Linked DNA regions of Homo sapiens: all the other regions are linked to region 2. Evidence: chromatin contacts called from ENCODE Hi-C or POLR2A ChIA-PET data. All regions are on one chromosome and are shown on one strand. The core of a region is the stretch at or near the end of the contact, and the rest is flanking DNA. Distances in the headings are between cores, read along the strand shown. Region 1 holds the start of NFIL3 (nuclear factor, interleukin 3 regulated). Region 2 has its middle 100 kb from the start of LINC03062. Region 3 has its middle 31 kb from the start of SYK.

Region 1 (4,907 bases), core at 474-2,973, 1.7 Mb after region 2:
ATTCCCTGCTGTTCTCAGAGAACAGCAGTTTCCTAAAGTGTCCTTTAAAAACATAAATGGGAGCCAGCATCCAGCAAATCACCGGGCGCTGCGAAATGCCTTCCTAAAAATACAATCTTATCAAAGGTCTCCGAAGGCGTGGAGTTAAAACTACAGCAAATGGCCTTGAACTTGTATTTGCACACAGCCCTGGAGAAAACACCAGAAATAGCACTGCGAGGCCACAATTGTTAAAATGTGATAGGGCTAAATTTAGAAGAACGTGCGTTTCATTTAGGGCAAAAGACACACATTCGGCAGCATGAGCAAACTCCATGCTTACCCGGTTGTCTACTTTCCTGTTTAAAATATCCTTAAGGAAAAAAAAAAAACTGTTATAGTGACATTCTTAAAGGCTGAGACTGTCCTACTTTCTTTGTAGCAAGATTATAAAATCACGTAATTAGCTCCCTCTCTCTATGCTCACTGCCAGCAAATTCGGCAGTTACATAATGCAACATTTCCAGGAAACTATTATGTGATTTGTCTTGTCGTGTCTGAAAAAGCAATGACAATAAGGTGAGAAAAAGGGCTGATCGAATGGAATGCATTAAAATTAGGAAGGTGGGGAGGTAAACGTCACAATGGTTCGTCCCAGATTTAAAAATAACAGCTGAGAACATTGAAAGGGCGAACCCCAGTAGTACCCAAGATCAGAATTCAATGCGAGCAATTCTTGCTTTTAGGTTTTGTAGTATCGTTTTAAAACCTGTTTATTTGGGACGTAATATAGACGTAAATAACGATCTAATATCCAACGCTGCGCCTCAATTACCAAATCATTGCACACATACGCGCATATTCCCACATCAGCCCGCAATTCTTGCCAACATTTCACCGTGGGCAGATTATGCAATGTATGAAAGGACAAATCCCACAACCTTCCCGAGGGCTTGTAAAACACGCTGACGACAAACAGGGTGGAAAACGTCTGTGCAGACACAGCCCCTGACACAAACAAACGCCGCGCAGGCATTCTCCGAATGCCGTCACCGTTCACGCTACCAACCCTTTTTCTCACCAAGCAAATTAAGACTATTCCCCATTCCTCAACCCCCCATTCCTCTCCCCCCTACGCCGCCAGCCCCAGAGAAGGAACGAGAAAGAAAGACACTAGAGAGGAAAGAGCATCTTCCCGCTCGGAGAGGGCTCAGCCTGCCTGGCGCTCTTCTTTACCAAAACATCAATTTTCCTGAAATCAGGAGACATTATGCAACAGCAGCGGGGGGAGAGCGCAAACCAGCCAGGACTACGTGCCGGCGCGAAGGCGCTGCAATCAAAGCAGCCACCTTAAGGTGGCGAGTCCCATCCTGACAAGGCAGCAAAAGTTTATGTAATGAATGCCCCGCGCGCACTCGCCGCCGCTGGCGAGCCCAGCTTACAGCCCGACCCCGCACACAGCGCGGCCCGCACCCCGCGCCCGCCCGCCCGCCCGCAGCGCGCCCTGGGAGCGGTCGCCGGGCCCCCGGCCGGCGGTGGGCGGAGCGCTTACCGTGTTCCTGCTCTCGGGCCGGCGAGGAGAAAGAAAGGGGCGGCCGGGAGTCGGGCCGCCGGCGCTCGGGGCTCGGGCCGGGCCGGGCCTCCGGGGCCGCGGCGGGAGGCGGGCGGCGGCGAGGGCGCGGCGCGGGAGGCGGGCGGGCGCGCCGGGTCCGCGGGCGCCGTGGCCGCGCGGAGAGATGTGTGTTAGTAGGTCAGTTCCGAGCGCCGCGCTACGTCGCCGCCCGCCAGCCCCGCGTGACTGGCGGCCGCGGCCCCAATCGCCGCGCCCGCACCCGCCCCCGGCCCGCCGCCAATGGCCGCGGCCGGCAGGGGCGGGCCGGGGCGGGCACTCCGCGGCCCCGCCCCGCCTCCCCGCCCTCAGCTCCCCCTCCGCGGCGGCGCCACTACCAGCTCGCGTCCCTCCCCGGCCAGGGCCACCGCCGTCCGAGCGCCCGCGAGGGCTGGCGCCCCATTCCCGGCGCAACGAGTGTTGCGCAACGGCCCACGCGGCCGACACGACCGGAGCGAGCCTGCGGAGGAGCCCGGGAGCCCCCCGTCCCACCGCCCCGTCCGCTCTTGGCTCCCTTCACCCTCCCGGTCGCCGCGGTGGCTCTGCGCTCCCCGCGACCCTCACTTGCTCGCAGAGGCGCTTTTTGTCTTCCTGAGAGCCGCAGCCTGCTGGGCTACCTGTTGCCGACTGAGCACTGCGGGTTGCGGCTACCCGGGCGTGGCCCGGACCTCGGCCTCCCCTTCCCCGCACACTCCCGAGAGGAGCCCTCTACCTTGGGGTGGGCAGGAGGGAAGGCGGGGGGTGGCGGCTGGCAAGCTGCCAACACTCGGGGCGCGCTGCGGCGGGGAAGGGGTTGGCGCGGCCGGGCAGCTGCGCAGGGCTGCGCGGCGGAGGCAGCGATTAAAATGTCCCGGCGCCTCTCCCGAGAGCCGCGACGGCCCGGAGCCGGGAGGGAAAGCTCCACGCACAAACACCGCCCCCTGCACAATTAGGGCGAAGATGACGGCTGCAAAGTTGTTGCGTAACACGACTGGGAAACGAGGCTCGCTGAGGTCCATCTACCCACCCCCGCCACGCGGGTGCGGCGTTCCTCGGAGGATGTGAAGGTCCGCGCTCGGGTGCCCCCGCTGGGACGCCCACTGTCGTTTGGTGCTGGGGCTTGAGACGACCGCGCGGGATCTCTTCCTGTGATTTTGAGCTGATAGCTGCTTAGTGTTATTTCTGCGTCTAACTGGATACGGTAGTCTTCTCTCCCAAATTCCCGGGCTACGGAAGAGACGTAAAAAAATGGAAAAAAGAGCACCTAGCCGCGACTTCTTAAGTCGTCGCGCTAGACTGTCAAGGCACGTGGCACACTCCCTGCGTTTACCGATACACGGATAGTGGTCAGTGCTGGCCTTGGCGAAGGGAGCCATGTTCCCGACAGTGACTCACAGGCTTGCCCAAATACGGAGTGTGGCAGGTGGGCAGGACCTCCACCAGCCAGCTCCCTCCTGGTCTCCTTGAACTACGTGGGGGCTGGGCCGAGTGCCTCCACGACTTTCCACTTCTTTTTGCTCCTTTCGTTTTTAAAAAGCAAAAACCAAAGTAAAGAGAAGAGCAGAGTGAACACCCAGGTACCATCCCTAGTGTCTGCCATGAGCAGCAGATCTATCTACTCGCCAAGATTGTCTTTTCTACCTTTCCCCTTCTTGCACAGTTAATATCATAATAACGCAAGTCATATTTAAAAAATTTTTATCACCTATCAGTTGAGTTTTTGGAAAGCCTTCCAGGGCAGCGTTGTGGTTTTGAACGCACTCTTGTTCGTGATTTATCTGGTAGTACAGCTCTGCTGACAAGGCTCTGAAAACTCAGACGTACAATATGGGCTTAGCGTGTTCCCCGACACCATCTTCCCGGTGCTGACTAATGCAAGAACCACATCCCCTCCACTACACATTTTCCAAACTTGACTACCTTCATGAGAACAAATCCTGATTTTAGTTTATAATTTCCACTTTTCTCATACATATATAATAATTCAAGATGTGGTCTTACTATGTTGTCCAGGTTGGCCTGGAACTCCTGGGCTCAAAGGATCCTCCGGCCACAGCCTCCCTGGTAGTGGAATTACAGGCGCATGCCACTGTGCCTGGCCACTTTTCTCAAATTTACTGATAGTTTCCTTTTTGCCCAAACCTTACAATGCTTATTTGTAGCTTTGAGAACCTCTCTTAGATGAAATCAAAATCATATCCATATTAGTTGCCTTTTTGGGGTCAGAAATGCAGCTATTGTCTAGAAATCCAGGGCTGTCCTGCATAATCTACCCTCCCCTTCACGTGTTCTGACCTTGTTCTGCATTTTGAATAATTTCATGGAATTTCAAAGCCGTTGTAGTAAATGTCTTTCTTTAAAGACAACTCGACCTTCAAGACAGGTAAAGAACGTGCCTGGAGCCACCCCAGGCAGTGATGCTGGAGGAGTTCTCTCAACCTGGAAACTTATTCTTTATGCTGAATTTTGAAATCGAATGCTCCTATATTTACTTGGAGTATTTTAGATTGTGTATGTATTATATCTGTGCATCATTCATTGTTACCATCTAACTTGGAAATCAGAGGAAGTGTGAAAGGTATCTGAGATACCAGCTTAGAAAACAACTCTTTAGCTCCTCCTGGTGATTAGGACACCACTAAACAACAGGATGAAGGATCTGTCCCCAGGGCCGAAGTGATGATGTATCTAATATTATATCCTAGAACATTCACAGAGTAGGTAAGTATTTGCAGATTAACTCGAGTAAATGGAGCATAAAAACCTAAGATATTTGAAACAAATTAACCAGGGTGGGGAGGCTTCTAGGAAGACATCAGCATGTGCCTGATGGTGGAGCTGGGCTGTAAGGTTCTCAGGAGGAGGAGGAAGGGGTTCTTGCTCTCAGCAACCTCTCAGTGCTAGGGGTGGATTGAGGGCAGGGGCAAGGGAGGAGGTGCCTGGACAGGGATGAGAACTACCAGCAGAAGACAATCAACCACATTCTAATTCATTTTATTATACTGCCAACATGGTTTCTGACTAAGCAAATATAAGAGCTATAGCTTGAGAACAGAATGACTAAAACAGTGACTTCTCCTTACTAAAATGGGAATTAATAGGAATTTGTAATTTAGTAACAACTTAATTTAATATAGTAATAATTTTTCTACAGCTGCAGAATGTCTTGAGCTGGAACATCCCCAAGAGGCCATATATATATCCCAGGGATTTTACAGTGGACCTCACTAGGCCGGAGTAACTGTAAAGTCAGATGGATAATGAGAATTCAGGACGTTAGCCACACGTGGACTGTGGCAAAAAGAAAGTGACCCACTGAAGAAGACTGTTTTTCAGCTCT
Region 2 (4,691 bases), core at 775-3,274:
GCTGGACTGCAGTGGTGCTGTCTCGGCTCACTGTAAGCTCCGCCTCCCGGGTTCATGCCATTCTCCTGCCTCAGCCTCCCGAGTAGCTGGGATTACAGGCGCCCGCCACCGCGCCCGGCTAATTTTTTGTATTTTTAGTAGAGACGGGGTTTCACCGTGTTAGCCAAGATGGTCTCGATCTCCTGACCTCGTGATCCGCCCGCCTCGGCCTCCCAAAGTGCTGGGATTACAGGCTTGAGCCACCGCGCCTGGCCACGGATGAATCTTAAGGATGTTATGTTAAGTGAAGCAAGCCAGGCCCCCAAATGCTCCGACATACCGTGAAACACAACTGAGGGGTAAGAAAGAACAAACTATTGATCCCTGCGACAACTTGAATGAGCCTCCAAGGCATTAGGGTGAAAGAAGGCAATCTCAAAAGGCTACACATCCATGTATATGACATTCCTGAAAAGGTGACCTAGGGAGAAAGAGTAGATTGGTAGTTGTAAGCGGTTGGGGTGGGGGAGGTTGTGAATATAAAGGGGAGGTACAGGGAGTTTTCTTGGGGGATAGAACATCTCTGTATCCCAGTTGCAGTGGTGGTTACACAATCTATACATGTCTTAAAGCTCATAGAACAGTACACTGAAATAGTTATTTTTATTATTTATTAATTGAAAAAGGACAAAAGAGGTAAAATGACTCTATCAATTCAATTGAGATGTCATTATTTTTATTTTTATATTTATTTATTTATTTATTTGAGATGGAGAATTGCTCTACAAGGCTGGAGTGCAGTGGTGAGATCTCGGCTCACTGCAACTTCTGCCTCCCAGATTCAAGCGATTCTCCAGCCTCAGCCTCCCGAGTAGCTGGGACTACAAGTGCGTGCCACCACACCCAGCTAATTTTTCTATTTTTAGTAGAGATGAGGTATCACCATGTTGGCCAGGCTGGTCTCAAACTCCTGAACTCAGGTGATCTGCCCGCCTCGGCCTCCCAAAATGCTGGGATTACAGGCATGAGCCATTGCACCCAGCCTTGAAATGTCTTTAAAAATACCTTTACCTTTAGTCAGATACCTAAAGGATAAAAACTGTATGATTCCACTTATTTGAGGTAGCTAGTGTCCCAGCTACAATCAAATTCGTAGAAGCAGAAAGTAGGATGGTGGTTGCCAGGGGCTGGGGTTGGGGGCTGGGGAGTTGTCTAATGGGGATAGTTTCAGTTTTGCAAGATGCAAACGTTTTGAAGATGGAGGGTGGTGATGGTTGCACAACAGTGTGAATGTTCTTAATGCCACTGAACTGTACGCTGAACAACGAATTAAGACAGTAAATTTTATGTTGTGCATATTTTACTACAATAAAAACCAGCTAGGCTGCTGGCCAGCATGTCCATCAGCGCCGTGGGTGGTGGCTCCTGAGGGTGGGGTGCAGTCTCCCTCATCTACCCAACACCTGCAGGCACCTGGCCTGGGATACCTCATTCCTGGCCAGGTATCACATCATCCTCACATGTCTTTGGCCTTGGGAGCCTGGCTTGCCTGGTGACCAGGGGCTTTGCTGTGATCCTGATGGCTGCTGAGAAGGTCTCTCTCTTACCAAACCAGAAGAAAGACATCCTTTATGGCAAATAGCACCGTGAAAACAGCTGGGCCTACAAGGGTTGTGGCAGCAGCTTCTGCCTGAGAAACCGCGGCCGGGTCGTTGTGGCCTCAGGGAGTCCAGGCCTCTGCTTGCTTGGTGGGACTCAGTCCCAGCTGTGGGTTGCTATCACTGCAGCTGTCTGCTCTCATTTTGCATTTTTGTTCATCTGGAGCCCTCCCCACCTCACCTGCAGAGCCCAGGAGGTGGCACACTCTGGGAGGTCCCAGGCAGAAGAGCTGGCTTAGGGTGGTGGGTGCCCCATTGCCTGGGATTTGAGAACCTGCCCCTTTGGTTTTTATAATTAGATTTCTAACAGGATCCAAGTGAAACCACAACCCAAACCCTAAGCTGTGAACCCAGCAGCTTTTCTGAGCACACCCCTCCCCTTACACACATCACAGGCCTGGGACCGTGGCCTCCAGGCTCGGGGAGACTATAGACCTTTGTTTGCTTCCTTTCAGGGCTTGAGGCGGTTTTTCTTCCCCTCCCCAGTCTTGCAGATTCTTTTGAAAACCCCAGAGTCCCACTTTCAACTCCTTCTTCTGGTCTCTGATAAAAGGCATGCTAAGAATCACTTCTAACAGTTTCAGTGAGAGCTAAGAAAGCTGTCTGCAAAGACAGGACATCAAAGCACAGAGCTCAGGTGTGCTCTGGCTGGCCTGAGACAGCCCTGTGGCGGGAGGGAGCGTCTGCAGCCTCCAAACTGGCCCTGCTGCCCCCAGGGGTCCCAGACTTCCCTGGCTGCAGCCCCTGCCCTGGGCCTCCTGGCTACTGCCCGTCTGTACCTAGCCTTCTGGCAGGAGCCAGAGAGCTGACTGCCAGGAAAAGCCACAGCGAACCCTGCAAATTGCCCAGATACCTGGAGACAACATCTTAATTGCCCTGTGAAGAGCTGCCTGGCTGGAGAGTCCCTTTCTGTGGGTAGGCAAGGTTTGAACTTCAAAGAGGTTCTCGCCTGGTTCACAATGTTTACAGCAGCTCCAGGAGTGACAGAATAATTTTGGTGTCCTTGGAGAGAGTTGCCTGGCAGGGCTTCTATGTCTGCTGTGGTCTAAGAGCCTCAGGGGGACCACGATTTGTGGGACTCACCACAGACAGCCCTACTGTCCCGGGAATGCCGCCGGCTCTGCTTTTATGGTGTCTTTGACTCCAGCTCTAGGCTCTGGGCATCCACCATGGGGTGGGGCCAGGGTATGGGCTGGCCGGGGGCTAAGTTCACTGACCGTGGCCAGCCCGGTCCTGGGCATGTGAGGATCACCACCTATGTGTCTCATTCCAGAGTTTCATGGTTGGGGGCTCTGGTGGGGTGACAGGTGATTTATCAATTTATTTCCATCTTCTCGACTCTAGCCTCCTTGCAGGAAGGGGGTGGGTTTGGAATCATCCCCTCACTCCTCAGTCATCACCCAGGGCAGTCCCTTACATACCTCAGCTTAGGCCTGGCTGCTGAGAGTGTGTGTGATGGTGGATCATGCCTGCTGGAGAAATGCAGGCCTGGATCTTCCTGTTGCAGATGGATCCACTGTTCCAGTGTCACTACCTAGCCCATGCTTCACGGCATAAAGCAATGCCTATTTCCCTGGGCTCATGTGTTCTGTGAGTCAGGTGTTCAGGCAGGGCTGCTGGAAAGCTCACCCAGAGGGGTGACTCCATAGCTGGGGCATGCAAACACCTGGGTGTGTTCTATCTGCGGGCTCAGGGCTGGGCTGGAAGCTCTGCAAGGCTAGGCTTAGCTGGGCAGCTGCCTGGAGCACTTCTGTGTGGCTTGAGCTTCCTTACAGCATGGTGGCCTCAGGGCAGACTTCCTCTATGGAGGCCCAGCACTTCAGAATGGGTGTTGGTGGAAAAGTTAGAAGCTGTGTGGCCCCTAGGATGCCGCATAAAAGCCCAGCTTCTACCTTTCTACCTTGGCCAATCCCCAAGGATTGCTTTTATCATATGCCCTTGGTGGAAGCAGCAGGCCATCCCAGATTCCAGGGAAAGCCCATAGACCCCACTCTCAGTGGGGGAGGGCCAGACACCACATTGACATGTGTGCTTATCCCATGAGGAAAACATTTATATTTGTTTTATTTTTATTCCTCAAAATAGACCCTTGAGTTGTGGATAGACAACTTAAATGCAAATCAGGAAACCTGAGTCCTGGTGTCAGAACCCCGGGAAGTTAATGAAGTGTGGTAGGCCACAGACACGCTCAGCCTCAGTTTCCTTATCTTAGTAGTGAGGGTGCCATCATGGTAGTTTAATGTGCTGCCTGCAGAGAAAGTGCTTAGGGAGGAGGTGAGGACTGTCTCACACCAGTCCACTCCCCTGGGGGACACGGGGGCTCTGGGCACCCTCTGCCTCATGCCCACAACTCCTGCAGAAATTGCTCCTGATCTAGGTGTGAGGATTGTGGGGGGCCTGGGTGGAGCCGGCTGCACTGATGGAAAGTTGCTGCTGGGGAGAGTCACTCTAGGCTTCATTCAACTGTGACGTGAATGTCAGCCTGGGCTCTTTCAGCTGGGATGGAGAAACAGCTGTTCTCAACACGGATGAGGCCCCAGCCTTGGCCCTGCCAAGCCAATGGGCTGTGTGGCCCTGGGCCAAGGACATAGCTCTAGGATTTGTCTGGTCCTCGTGGTGCTTCACCATGAGAGCAGGGGAGGGTGGCAGTGAGACTTCTCTGGATGATAGAGAGGAGAGAATGGGAGGGCGGCATGCACCCAAAGAGATGGCTCCATCATGGAGCAAGGGACACGCTGCCTGGAGGCCACAGCCAGAGGAGCATCCTGGCTCCCAAGGATGGAGAACCAATGCCTGTCTGCAGGCTTGGCAATCGCCTCAAAGAAGTCCCAGGGCCTGATCAGAGAGACTCAGTGCTAAAGGGATGCAGGGCCTGGTCTCGGTGCTGCATGAGGAGGGCTAGCTGTCCACCATGGTCAGCCCAGCTGCCAGCCCTCCCCAGGTCTGGCCTGACAGATAGAGAATCTGGAGCTACAAGTGGGAGGGGGTGCCACCCGTGCAATCAGATGTCTGGCCCACTTCCAATGCCAATGTGATTTTATTGTTTTCTTGGTG
Region 3 (4,527 bases), core at 607-3,106, 1.0 Mb after region 2:
CAAACACTTCAAACAAAGGGCCTATGCAGGATAACAGGATCCAAGTTATTTACAAAACTGGGACCTGTCTACCTGACCAAACTTTATTTGCCCCAATAGGCATGGAAGACAGGAAGAGGCAGGGAAGGGGATCCTGTAGCAGCCAATAAGGAAAGGAGGGGGCAAACTGTGTTACTGAAGGGGAGACCTGAGTCTCTGAGCTGCTGGAGAGCTCACCCAGCAGTGGAACACTGAAGAAAAATGTTCAGGCAGCCTCTAGTCTGCCACTGCAGGAAGCTGTTTGTCAGGTAAAGGATCTAAGATCCCTAGTAAACTTACTTGAGCAAAGCAGCTCATTGGGGCTAGTGGAAGAAGGTTAGCTCTAGAATTGATGGAGAGTTTTTTCTCTCTGTCAGTAGGGACAGTTAGGACAGTCTCATTGTCAACAGCCCTTTTGTTCATAGTAGGCACATTGATTCTGACCCAGGGGCCAGTCAGTTTGGGGCTCTCATCTGGGCATTCCAGACACTGATCTTGTGACACTTTCTTGGGATGGGTAACCCTGAGGAGGAAGAGGGCTTAAAGCTTATGCTAATAATTGCACTTTTTGGCTATTTCTTATGGTTTTGCCTCTTCTTCTCCTTTGTCACTTTTGTTCTTAACTCCAAAAACCGTCTTTAGGAGTTGGATTATGGGGGTGTGAGACCCCCTTGCTGCTGCTTTTTGTAGCATTTTCCTGATGTCAGGGGAAGATTGAGTAATAAAATGCATACCCAGGAGAGCCTGCCTTTCTGAGGAGTCTGGATCTGTGTTAGTATATTTCTTGAGTGCCTCAACCAAACGACCCTGAAACAGAGTGGGACTTTCATATTTTCCCTGAGTTATTTCTCTAACCTTGTCATAACTCATTGGCTAAACCACACCCGTTTCCCACTGCATTTCTTCCATAGCACAGCAAGTAAATGATAATACTTGCAAGTCATGACAAGTTAAATTAAAGAACATGGTCAACTTAAAAAACTCCTCTATAAACTTTTCTGGATCCTCTGAAAACTAGCCAAATTTTTTTTGTTAAATACAGCCAAATCAGACATAGAAAATAGCACATGTACTCTAAGTGCTCCCCAATTTTCATCAGCTACTTCTTGCAAGGGACACAGGTTTGACTTTTAGGGGCTGATATGGGGTCCACTTCTGGAGGTATTGGTTGGGCTTACTCTTTTGAGCAGTAAGAAGTATAGGCTGGAGCTAGCTGGATAAGGGGGAGAGGTGCCTGATGACCTTGGGATGGAATCCTTTGTTAGAGAACTGGCAGGACCCTCCTCAGAACGGCGGCACTGAGGAGGCTCCAGGGAGGGCATAGGCCTTCTGTGAGAGCAGCTAGGAATGCCACTTGATGCAGGGCAGGCCAGTCCCAAAACTGGGGCTTAGCCTGGGAAAATTGTTGGCTTCACTCAGGAAAGGTTTCAAGAATGAGCTGGTGGTAGAAAAAAATGGCTTTTATTGGGGCAACAGTGTTACAGCTCTGTGACTGCCTCTGCAGAACCAGGATACCTCAAAGGCCGTGTGTTTGAGTAGCAGTTCAGAGGCAGTTCTCCAGTTATATTTATACATACTTTTAATTACATGCAAATTAAGGGGTGGGTTACTCAGAAATTTCTAGAACAGAAGTGGTAACTTCCAGGTGTTGGCACGGCAGTCGTAAACCATCATGGTGCTGGTAGGCATGCCTCTTCCCTGTTTCAACCAGTCTTCAATCTGGCCCGAAGTGAAATCCCACCTGCCACCTCACCTCCAGTGGTGTCTGCAGTGACATTTTGTTCCCTCTTTCAAAATCGTTTTCAATGGGGTCTCTTGTGGGTGGGGCATTAAGCACAAGTGCTCAGCCAACTGCACTGAACCAGAAATTCTGCATCTGTGCTGACCAGAGATGCTTTCTGGAAAACCAAGTGTATAAACCATGGGGACCATGGGACACATGTCACGCTGCTCTCTCACACCTTCATGTATGTCCTTTAGTGTTGCGCAGCAGCAGCCTCTAAGGGAAGCAGCCCTGAGATGTACTTTTAAAACATTTTTACTATTTCATTTGATTTTTTACAACTATGAGTCACAGATGTTTTACTGGGGAAAAAAATATGTAGAAGACATGGCTGGATGTGTGTTATGAGAAAGAGGTCAAGTGCAAATGAGAAAAAGAGGAACTCATGAACCTCTTCTGCCTTTTGGTGAGTGGCCAGTCATTTGAAACTGTGAAGCAGAAGGTAGTGAGGGGCAGTTGTTCCTGTGGGTGCCAAGGGGAAACTTCCTCTTTGCCCTTGGAAGGGTCACTGAAAATCAACTGACAAGAGACAGATTAATTGGAGAAAAGGCACACATATTTATTAATGTGCACAGGAATCTTACAAAGATCTCCAAGAAATGGTAAGGAGGTTGAGACTTTTACACTATCTTTTTAAAGGCTTTTGATATAGGGTCTCACTCTCTTGCCCAGGCTGTAGTGCAATGGCAGGATCATGGTTACTGTAGCCTCAAACTCCTGGGCTCAAGCAGTCCTTCAAGCAATCCCGCCTCAGCCTCCTGAGTAGCTGGAACTGTAGGCCTGTGCCACCATGGCTGGCTAATTCTTTTCACTTTTTGTAGAGATGGGGGTCTCGCTATGTTGCCTTGAACTTGAACTCCTGGCCTCAAGTGATCCTCCTGCCTTGGCCTCCCAAAGTGCTGGGATTATAGGCAGGAGTCACCACATCCAGCCTATACACAGCTTAAGGTTACAGAAAAAATGTGGGCTTGGAGTACGGCCAAAAACTGGTTGCGGTGGTAAATCAGGTTATGATGTCAAGGCAGGTTATGGGAGGAAGAGAAGAGGAGGTCTGGCTTGCAAATGTGGTCTTATTATACAGGTGAAACCTTACAGGTAGCAGTCCTCAGAGAGAATAGATGGTAAATGTTTATTTCAGAAATTTAAGGTGTCAGACTCTGTTAATCTTTTCTTGATCTGGACAAGGGTTAGCCTCAGAGAAAACCTGGCTGCACCATGCTGATTCTGTACAGATGCAAATCTCCCCGCAAAGGACAGCTTTGCAAGGCTACCTCTGTTTGCAGGCCCTCTGAACAGCCACCTCAAAATATGTCAAAGAAGGATATTTGGAGGTGAAATATTTTGGTTTCCTCCATTACAAATCTGGATCTGACACAAGATAGTACCATTTACTCAATGTATAGCTTGGGCCAAGTTGTTTGAATTCTCTGTCCCTCAGTTTATCTGTAAAATGAAGAAAATAATAGCACATACTTCACAGAGTTTTATGACAATCTAATTAATATAAGCAAAGCACTTCTAATAATGCCTGGCACATTGTAAATAACCAACCTGTTATTAGAAGACAGAATCCATGGATTTACTGTTAGTATAAACAATGTGCTCTCTGCTACACAGAAAAGCAGTCTCCAAGGGGAGCATCCATTTTCCATTTGGAATTCAAGCAGAAGCAGCGTCCCTGAGCCAGGAAGGTGGGCCACAAAGAAGAGAAGGTAGATCCATGTGTGCAGGGTGGGGCCATGGCTGTAGCAGCAATGCCCATTCCTGGCCACAAGCACAGATGAAGGTGCTACCAGGATCCAGAACCAGGCACTGAAGAGGGAAGTGGGCAAGCCATGTAAGTGATCACAAAGCACTTAGGTCACGAGAAGAGGCGACCCAGACCCCACTCCCCTAACCATCATGACAAGAAGGAAGAACCAGCTCCCTGCCAAGGGGAGCTTTTTAATTAGTATGTTCATTTAACTGATGCCAGCTCTCATTTCAGAATGTAAATTCAGTCTTTCCCAAAAAATCCTTGGATATCTTCAGGAAGTCCCAAGTTACTGTTAAATGTGGACACTTTCATCCCTTCTACCTTGGCTTTTTCAGAAGCAGACGCAGATTTGAGATCCCAGTAGAAAGAATTTATTTGGCAGGTGCAAGGTACCCCAGCAAGGGAGCAGGGACATGGGACCAGGAGGGGAAGGTGAGACCAGGAAGGGAAGGCAGCGCATTTGTGAGCCGCTGGAGCACAAGGAAACTGCAGAAAAATCTGTGCTTCTTCCTGAAGGATGAGGGAGCTGGGACATTCAGACACCGGCCTGTCAGTCATTGGTGGAGGGCTGCCAGGGCTATTAATTCCCTAGCACTCAAACCACCCTGGACATGGGCAGAGAGGCCTCCTGAGGCTTAGGAGAATGTCCTCAGGCAAAGAAGAAGTTGCAACTCAGATAGAACCCCCCAGGCCAGAGGGGTGTGAGTGAGTCACCAACAGTTCCTGTTACATTTACATTTAGGGAGAAGATTCTGGAACCCAACATAGATAGATCAAGGTAAAGAGCATCCCTCCCAGAAGGTTGCCAGGATGCTCTAGAGCTCATGAGATTTGCTCTTGCTGACACTGAGAAGCAGGAAGGAGTAGGAATGGAGAGTGCAGACTTTGAAATCCGCCCATCCGGGGCTGCTTCCCTGCTCTGCTCTCATAGCTCTGTGATCTTGCGCAAGTTCCGTAGCACCTCTGGGTG

Evidence for each region. Hi-C counts contacts between places; a loop is a spot of excess contacts on that map. ChIA-PET counts read pairs that join two places held with the same protein, here RNA polymerase II (POLR2A). Pooled maps may share reads with other maps.
Region 1: a pooled map shows a loop between it and region 2 (2.4-fold over the local background). The contact joins the promoter of NFIL3 here to the enhancer-like site in region 2. A Hi-C loop is called at or near these places in 1 of 50 pooled maps. POLR2A ChIA-PET finds 5 or more read pairs at or near these places in 2 of 52 experiments (T-cell and activated T-cell).
Region 3: a loop to region 2 is called in a pooled map, with 3 times the contacts of the local background. The contact joins two enhancer-like sites. A Hi-C loop is called at or near these places in 1 of 37 single-sample maps with no recorded cell type and 1 of 50 pooled maps. POLR2A ChIA-PET finds 5 or more read pairs at or near these places in 1 of 52 experiments (WTC11).

What each region holds. Positions count from the first base shown.
Region 1 is chr9:91,422,109-91,427,015 of GRCh38, forward strand. It overlaps NFIL3 (nuclear factor, interleukin 3 regulated), which reads right to left and starts at 1,724. Exons shown (of 2, transcript NM_005384.3): 1 at 1,532-1,724. LOC105376146 (synapsin-1) reads left to right here and starts at 1,925. Exons shown (of 2, transcript NR_188612.1): 1 at 1,925-4,288; 2 at 4,722-4,907. RefSeq lists silencers at 1,662-2,061, 4,372-4,568.
Region 2 is chr9:89,741,612-89,746,302 of GRCh38, forward strand. No RefSeq gene overlaps it. Among named protein-coding and RNA genes, the nearest start is that of LINC03062, 100 kb to the left of the region's middle. RefSeq lists enhancers at 1,532-1,581, 2,182-2,241. Within about 2 kb of position 2,025, at least 6 of the 41 ENCODE cell types and tissues checked have a DNase peak (open chromatin) inside an H3K27ac peak, as active enhancers do.
Region 3 is chr9:90,768,340-90,772,866 of GRCh38, forward strand. No RefSeq gene overlaps it. Among named protein-coding and RNA genes, the nearest start is that of SYK, 31 kb to the right of the region's middle. Within about 2 kb of position 1,857, at least 2 of the 41 ENCODE cell types and tissues checked have a DNase peak (open chromatin) inside an H3K27ac peak, as active enhancers do.